Linked DNA regions of Homo sapiens: region 2 is linked to region 1. Evidence: chromatin contacts called from ENCODE Hi-C data. All regions are on one chromosome and are shown on one strand. The core of a region is the stretch at or near the end of the contact, and the rest is flanking DNA. Distances in the headings are between cores, read along the strand shown.

Evidence for each region. Hi-C counts contacts between places; a loop is a spot of excess contacts on that map. Pooled maps may share reads with other maps.
Region 2: a loop to region 1 is called in a pooled map, with 5 times the contacts of the local background. The contact joins the enhancer-like site here to the promoter of CACNG2 in region 1. A Hi-C loop is called at or near these places in 4 of 50 pooled maps.

The regions. Positions count from the first base shown.
Region 1 is chr22:36,702,234-36,705,494 of GRCh38, forward strand. CACNG2 (calcium voltage-gated channel auxiliary subunit gamma 2) reads right to left here and starts at 1,519. Exons shown (of 4, transcript NM_006078.5): 1 at 133-1,519. The coding sequence starts at 343. CACNG2-DT (CACNG2 divergent transcript) reads left to right here and starts at 1,643. Exons shown (of 4, transcript NR_134623.1): 1 at 1,643-1,759.
Region 2 is chr22:36,976,447-36,979,707 of GRCh38, forward strand. No RefSeq gene overlaps it. Among named protein-coding and RNA genes, the nearest start is that of LL22NC01-81G9.3, 13 kb to the left of the region's middle. Within about 2 kb of position 1,730, at least 12 of the 41 ENCODE cell types and tissues checked have a DNase peak (open chromatin) inside an H3K27ac peak, as active enhancers do.

The DNA of each region.
Region 1 (3,261 bases), core at 269-2,768:
GATTGGTGGTGGAAGGAGTGAACTAAGAAAATGGTGGAATGTAAAGGGGACTTATTTGGAGGAGGGTGGGGAGGGGGGAGTGAAAGGGGAGGGGTGGGGTGGAGAGGGGGGAGGAGATGGGAAGTCAAGTACCTTCTAGGCAGCAGGTTCTCCATAATCCGGAATGGGTCATAACTTCCTCGTTCTTTTTGCTGGTTTCATTCTCACTGACACTTTTGGTCTTGCAAACCCCTCTGGAGTAGAGCCAATAGTCGGTTCCCACAGCTATGGTCATCAGGCTGAAGGCAGCGAAAGCACCAACGGTGGTTAAAAGCATTTGAACACCTCGATCAAACAGCCCCATAATTCTTCATTATATAAACACCCAACCGACTTCTGGTTCTCGGGAGAGTGTGTGTGAGGGTGCAAGTACTAAAGCCAAAAAAAATAAATAAAAATAAAAATTATTCCACTACTAATATAATGGATATATGTATGAATAGAGAATATGGAGAGTTATAAAAAAAGGGAGGTAAGAAAGCTCACGGAAAAGAGTGTAAATTATAAAGATCACACGGGAAGAGGCTTGCCTTTTGAGATCAGAAACTGTTCCAGTTGCAGTGTTTTTTTTTTAAAAAGAAAAGGAAAAAAAAAATAAAAAGACACCCCCCACCCCCCCAAGTGAGATGCCTTAATCTCTTTTTCTAAAATTCTGGTCTCCAGTTTCCATATGTGATAGTTAATTTGGAGATGGCTTCCACAGTGAACCAGGGAACAGCCGAATTCTCAACACCATTTCTCATGGTCGGGACCTAGACAGTTAGAGACTGTGAGAGCCGAGATGCAACCTTCGGTCTTCGTTCTCGGCTCTGCGGCCTGCGCCATGAAAATCCTTTGCTTCGCCAGTTCTCTTCCTTGGGGGGTCTCGGCGCTTTCGTTTCAGACCAGACTTCCCAGTATTCTGTAAGCCCTTGAGCTCAGCTGCACAGGTGCGGGGGTCTCGCTTTCCATGGTTTTGCCCGGGCAGCGGCGGCGGCGGCGGCGGCGGCGGCAGGGCGGGCAGGCGCGGCGGCGGCGGCGGCAGCAGGACGAGCAGCGGCGGCGGTTATTGTTGTTGGTGGCGGGGGTAGTGTTGGCGAAGTGGGGGAGAGAGGGGGTTTCTCCTGGAGAATCGAGGCGGATTTCCCTCCCCCTATCTGCAAAGCTCCTGGAAACGAGGGAGCCGGCGTCTTGCTGCAGGGTGGGCCGCGCGCCTGCCCCCCACTCGCTACCGGCTGGGCGCCCGCGGAGGCGCTCCCACCTACTGCATTACGGGTGGTGCTGAACCGGACAGCTCCCTGCGCCGCCCGCTCCGCGCGCTCCCCGGCTGGCTCCCAGGGCCGCCCGCCAGGAGGGGGGCGCTGGCCAGAGTCCTCCCTCCCCGGGGCAGCAAGGCCAGCGCAGAGCGGGGGCCGCCTTTCCTCTTTTTACCCCTCTCCCAAATCCTAAAATGAGCGCTCTCCTGGGCTCCCGGAGCTTAGAGGAAGGCGTAGCTAGAGATAGCTCGCGCTCTCTCTCTCTCTCTCTCTCTCTCTCTCTCTCTCTCTCTTTCTCTCTCTCTCTCTCTCTCTCTCTCCCCCCTTCCCTCCCCCCTTGGTGTTTCTTCCAGCTCAGCCTCCTTCTCATTCCATCTCTACGTGCCCAGAGCTTCAAATACAACCCTCCCATCACAGTCAGACGGGCACAAAACTTCAACCAGCCGTTTCTCTGCCTGGAAGCGGCGAACATGTAACCTGGACGGGTAATTACAAACACGTCTTTATGTGTTTTTTAAATCATTGTTTTCACTTTGCTTTGCTGGGGATTTGTTTTATTTTGTTGGTCCGTTAGATGTATCTTCTTTCGGTTTTCCTCTCTCTTCTCTTTGTCTCTCTCTGGCTTACCAGGGGGTGTGCATTGCTCTGTGTCTCTCTGTAGTTTTCCGTGAAATTCCAAATCTTGCTTCTACAAGCAGACATTTTGGGAAGATTATTCGTGGAAAAGGGTGCAAAAGGGCGACTCGTAGCTGGGGCTTGGGCAATGATTTTCATTGCAAGGATAAACATGTTCTCAGGGGAAGTGGGTGAAATGTGAATCCTTCTAAGTATCCTATGTCATTCATAAACTGGTTGGGAAGAGATAAAAAATCTTCCTTCCATGAACACTGGAACACCGAAACCCTCCCCTCTTTCTCAGAAGAATCATTGTTTGTGGGTTAATTACAGTGTCACCTTTCATTTCTCTTATGTGCAACTTTTCCTTAACGTGACCTCTGGTAGAAAGAAGCACATTAATTCCTGCTGCTACGGATTACATTTTTTTCTCTGATCACTTTTATGGTTAAGTGAGTAAGAGCACATGAGGCATGAGATGGGTTCATGTTTTTGATATTTTGTGTGTGTGTGTGTTGCGGGGGGGACCCTGGAGAGGATGTGAGTATGATGAGTCTATTGAGGCAGGGGGAGTTGAGAGGTTTCAATCCCATAATTCAATTATTCAGTACTTTCTTCTCTCTCCCTCTACTTTTTTTCTTGAGATTATTTGCTTGACATCTTTCTCAGTGGTCTGGTGATTATCAGAGGTATATAAAAGATGAGTGAATTAAAAACAGTCTTTCTTTGGTGTAAAGTCCATTGCCTAACTTCCTTCGCTCAGGTCAGAGTTGGTCTGCAGGTATGACCAGTGTATTTTTTTTGACATAGAAAAACTACCTGTTTCTTCGCCCAGCACAAAACTTCCTTTCTCCCACTCTGTTCTTTTCTTAGAAGGGAAAGGCTCCCATGAGGGGCAATTGCTGTGCTTCTGGTATCTGGGAGAGGGTCCTGGTGTCTGGAGAACAGAACCAAGATTTCCTCAACCTCTGCTAAGGTACCTTTGGGGTACAGCAAGAGCTATATTTGCAGGCTGAAGACTTCTCCACTTTGGTTTCTTGTCCTGTGAAGATGGGGATGGGTACAGGAATGGAGAGGGCTAATCTGCTGATCCCATACAGCAGGGAACCTAGCAAGTTCAGCCAGTGGCTCAGGTGGCTGATTTTCTTCTGTCCTTGAAGCAAAGGTGAGGGGCAGGCAACAAGTCCTCCTCTGAGATAGGCTAAGCTTTTGGGGGGAGTGGAGAGAAGGTTGGGGGTAGTCACATGAGCCAAAGAGCCTTGCCCTCACTTATTGCTGTCACCTTGGTTGTCTTTGACCTGTCCAAAAATCCCTTTAGACTGCAGATAGAGCCATTCTTCTCATCTCTCTCCCCCTTTCAGACCAACCCCTG
Region 2 (3,261 bases), core at 480-2,979, 270 kb after region 1:
ATCGTGCCCGGCCAGATTTAGATGCCCCTGTGATTTCATCTCCAGTCAATCAACGGTTCCAGTTCCCCAACCCCCTGCCCACCAAAGTACCCTTAAAAAAAACCCTAGCCTCTGAATTCTCAGGGAAATGGGTTTGAAAAATTTCTCCCTGTTCCCCTTGCTTGGCAGGCCCTGTGATTATTAAACTCTTTCTAGGTGGCAACACCTCCCGTTCTCATTGGTTTCTTCTAGGGCAGCGGGCAAGAAGAATCCATTGAGCTGTGACGATTCTGACATGAGCATGAAAAGATGTGTCCAAGGATGCTCCGTGGGTGTGGTTTGTAATAGTCCCAAGGTGGAAATATCTGAAGCTCCCATCAGTGGGCATCTGGTTAGTGTAGCAATATGATAAGGGGGACTTTCAAGACTCCAAATTCAGATAAAGAGTCATCAAAGAGCCCACATCTGCAGAGAACCATAAACAGTGGGGGTCAGATGCCCTCTCAGGGTTCTGCAACCCCACATCCTCACTAACACACTCTGGCCCTCCTCTGGGCCAGGGAGACCTGGGCTAGAGAGAGAGGGAAGAAGTGTCAGAGAGGTGAGTGCTTGGCCAGGTAAGAAAAACTGTGGCTTTTCCTTCCCCCTTACCGTGAAGAAGGAGCTGGGGTGAGCTCCTCTGCCCCAAGCCAGGTGAGGATATCTCCCAGAGGAGCAATGGTAGAGCCTGGCGGTCTTCACTAAGGGGAGACTCACATTTTGTTCCCCAGTGAGAACAACCCATCGTGCCTGCCGGACCTTGCTGTGCTCTCTGCCTTCTGATAGGGAGGAGAGGGTTGGAGGGAGACCACGGGGGATGGAGGCTAGTGGGGCTGCCACACTTCCACCCCATGACGCCACAGGATGAAGGAGCTTCCAAAATGCACGTGGACCCCAAGGAAGGGAGTGAGGCGTGAGTGGCCACGCAGAGCCCATCCAAGGGGGCAGACAACTGGGTGAGAACACCCCAGCAGGCCAAGGCTGTGGGGTGTGCCCTAGAGGAGGGCAGGACCCGAGGCAGTATGGGGAGCTGCTGAGCCAGTGCATCTCCCTCACGGGGGCGCTGTGCAGTGTAGGTGCCCCTATGGGACACGCACACCTCCTCCAAGAGCGGCCCCCGCAGCGGAGCAGAGCTGGCCAGAGGAGCACTAAGTAAGCCAGGCTGACAGAGGTGCTGGAAAAGAGGTCCAAGGGGGAGCTGGAACTGTTACAGGCATTCAAACCAGAGTGACTCCATTTTGAACAGGGGCTGGGCTACTGGGCTGCGTTCCCAGGAAGTCAGGCATTGTTAGCCACGGGATGAAATAGAAAAAAAAAAGTTAGCCAGGTCTGGTGGCGCACACCTGTAGTCCCCGGAAGGATCGCTTGAGCCCAGGAGTTCGAGGCAGCATTGAGCTAAGATCTCGCCATTGCACTCGGCCTGGGTGACCGAGTGAGACCCTGACTCTAAAATAAGTAAATAAAAAGAACCAAAAAGTATCTAATTATGGATGATTTTTACTTTCGTTTAGACGCTATTCTCTATAATAAAAAATGTTGCATTTGTAATCAGAAAATTAAAAAAGAAAGAAAGAAAGAAAGAAAGAAAACTGTTAAAACTGAATTGGTAGAAGAATGGGTTAGTGAGACAATCCCTCGCAGAATCTTGTGCTTTGGGAAATCTCCGTGCCGTTTGTAGAAGGATTGCACCAGTGACGCGGTGACACCCATCTCCTCCCAGCCCCGCCTCCTTCCTTCCGGTCCGCTGCTGAGGCTTGGCTCGGCTTGTGCTGCCACCTACAGGTCAGCGACAGACATTACTTCAACCCCCCTTCCGCAGGGGCAGCCGCTCCCAGCTGCAGTTTTCCCTTTTCATTTTAAGCCCTTGGATTTCAGAGTTGAGGATGGAGATGTGTGGGAACTTCCAATGTGAAGTCAAGATAGGGGAGAGGGCAAGACAGAATGAGATAGAGAACACCTGTGTGTGCATCTGTACATGCAGGGCCCAGTGCAAAATGAAGATGTGGGGGCCCCTTGTTCAAAAATTATTAAGAATCTCAATATTGTAACAGTAGGGCATTAAATCAAGTGCAGCGCCCTCTGAGAATGAGCCGTCTGGGACTGCACAGGTTATAGGCTGCATGCCCATGAAGCCGACTGGCAACCTTGTATTTGGACTTAAGTTAGCAATGCTTTCGTATGCTGTGCCTAGGTGTGTATGTGTACAAATATGTATATTTGTGTGTGTGCATCATGTTTGCGTGCACCTGCTTGTACAAACGTGCTTAGATGTCTGGTTTTTGTTTCGTTTTGTTTTGTTTTCTACACGGAGTTTTGCTTTTTCACCCAGGCTGGAGTGCAGTGGTTCAATTTCAATTTGGGCTCAGTGCAACCTCCACCCCTGGGTTCAAGCGATTCTCTTGCCTCAGCCTCCCGAGTAGCTGGGATTACAGGCACCCGCCACCATGCCCAGCTAATTTTTGTATTTTTAGTAGAGATGGGGTTTCACTATGTTGGCCAGGCTGGTCTCCAATCCCTGACCTCAGGCAATCCACCCACCTCGGCCTCCCAAAGTGCTAGGATTACAGGTGTGAGCCACCACGCCCGGCCTTAGATGTCTGTGTGTAAGTTCATGTACAGTGTGTTTGTGTGTGTGTGTGTGTGTGTGCATATATGCATGTGAGACAGCAGGTTTCTCTGTTCCAGGGAAGGACAGGGGCCTCAGGTTTCTCACTCCAAGGCTGCTGAAGAATAGCAAGAGGGGCCGGGCGCAGTGGCTCATGCCTGTAAACCCGAGGCAGGCAGATCATAGGGTCAGGAGATCGAGACCATCCTGGCCAACATGGTGAAGTCCCCTCTCTATTAAAAATACAAAATTTAGCCAGATGTGGTGGCGGGTGCCTGTACTCCCAGCTACTCGGGAGGCTGAGGCAGAAGAATCGCTTGAACCCAAGAGGTGGAGGTTGCAGTGAGCCGAGATCATGCCATTGCACTCCAGCCTGGTGAAAGAACAAGACTTTGTCTCAAAAAAGAAAAAAAAAAAAAAAAAGACTAGCAAGAGGGTGTCTTCCTATAAGAGGAGTTGTCAGGTCCCACCCACTGAACTGCAGGGCTCTTGGCACAGAAAAACTCTCTCCTAACCTCAGCACTAAGGGAAGACCAAACTCTAGCTGGCTCCTAACAGCATCAGGACGTGTCCCTTGGATGACTCCAGCACCACCATCCTCTCCCCATTAAAATGTCACCTGAGGCTGGGTGCGGTGG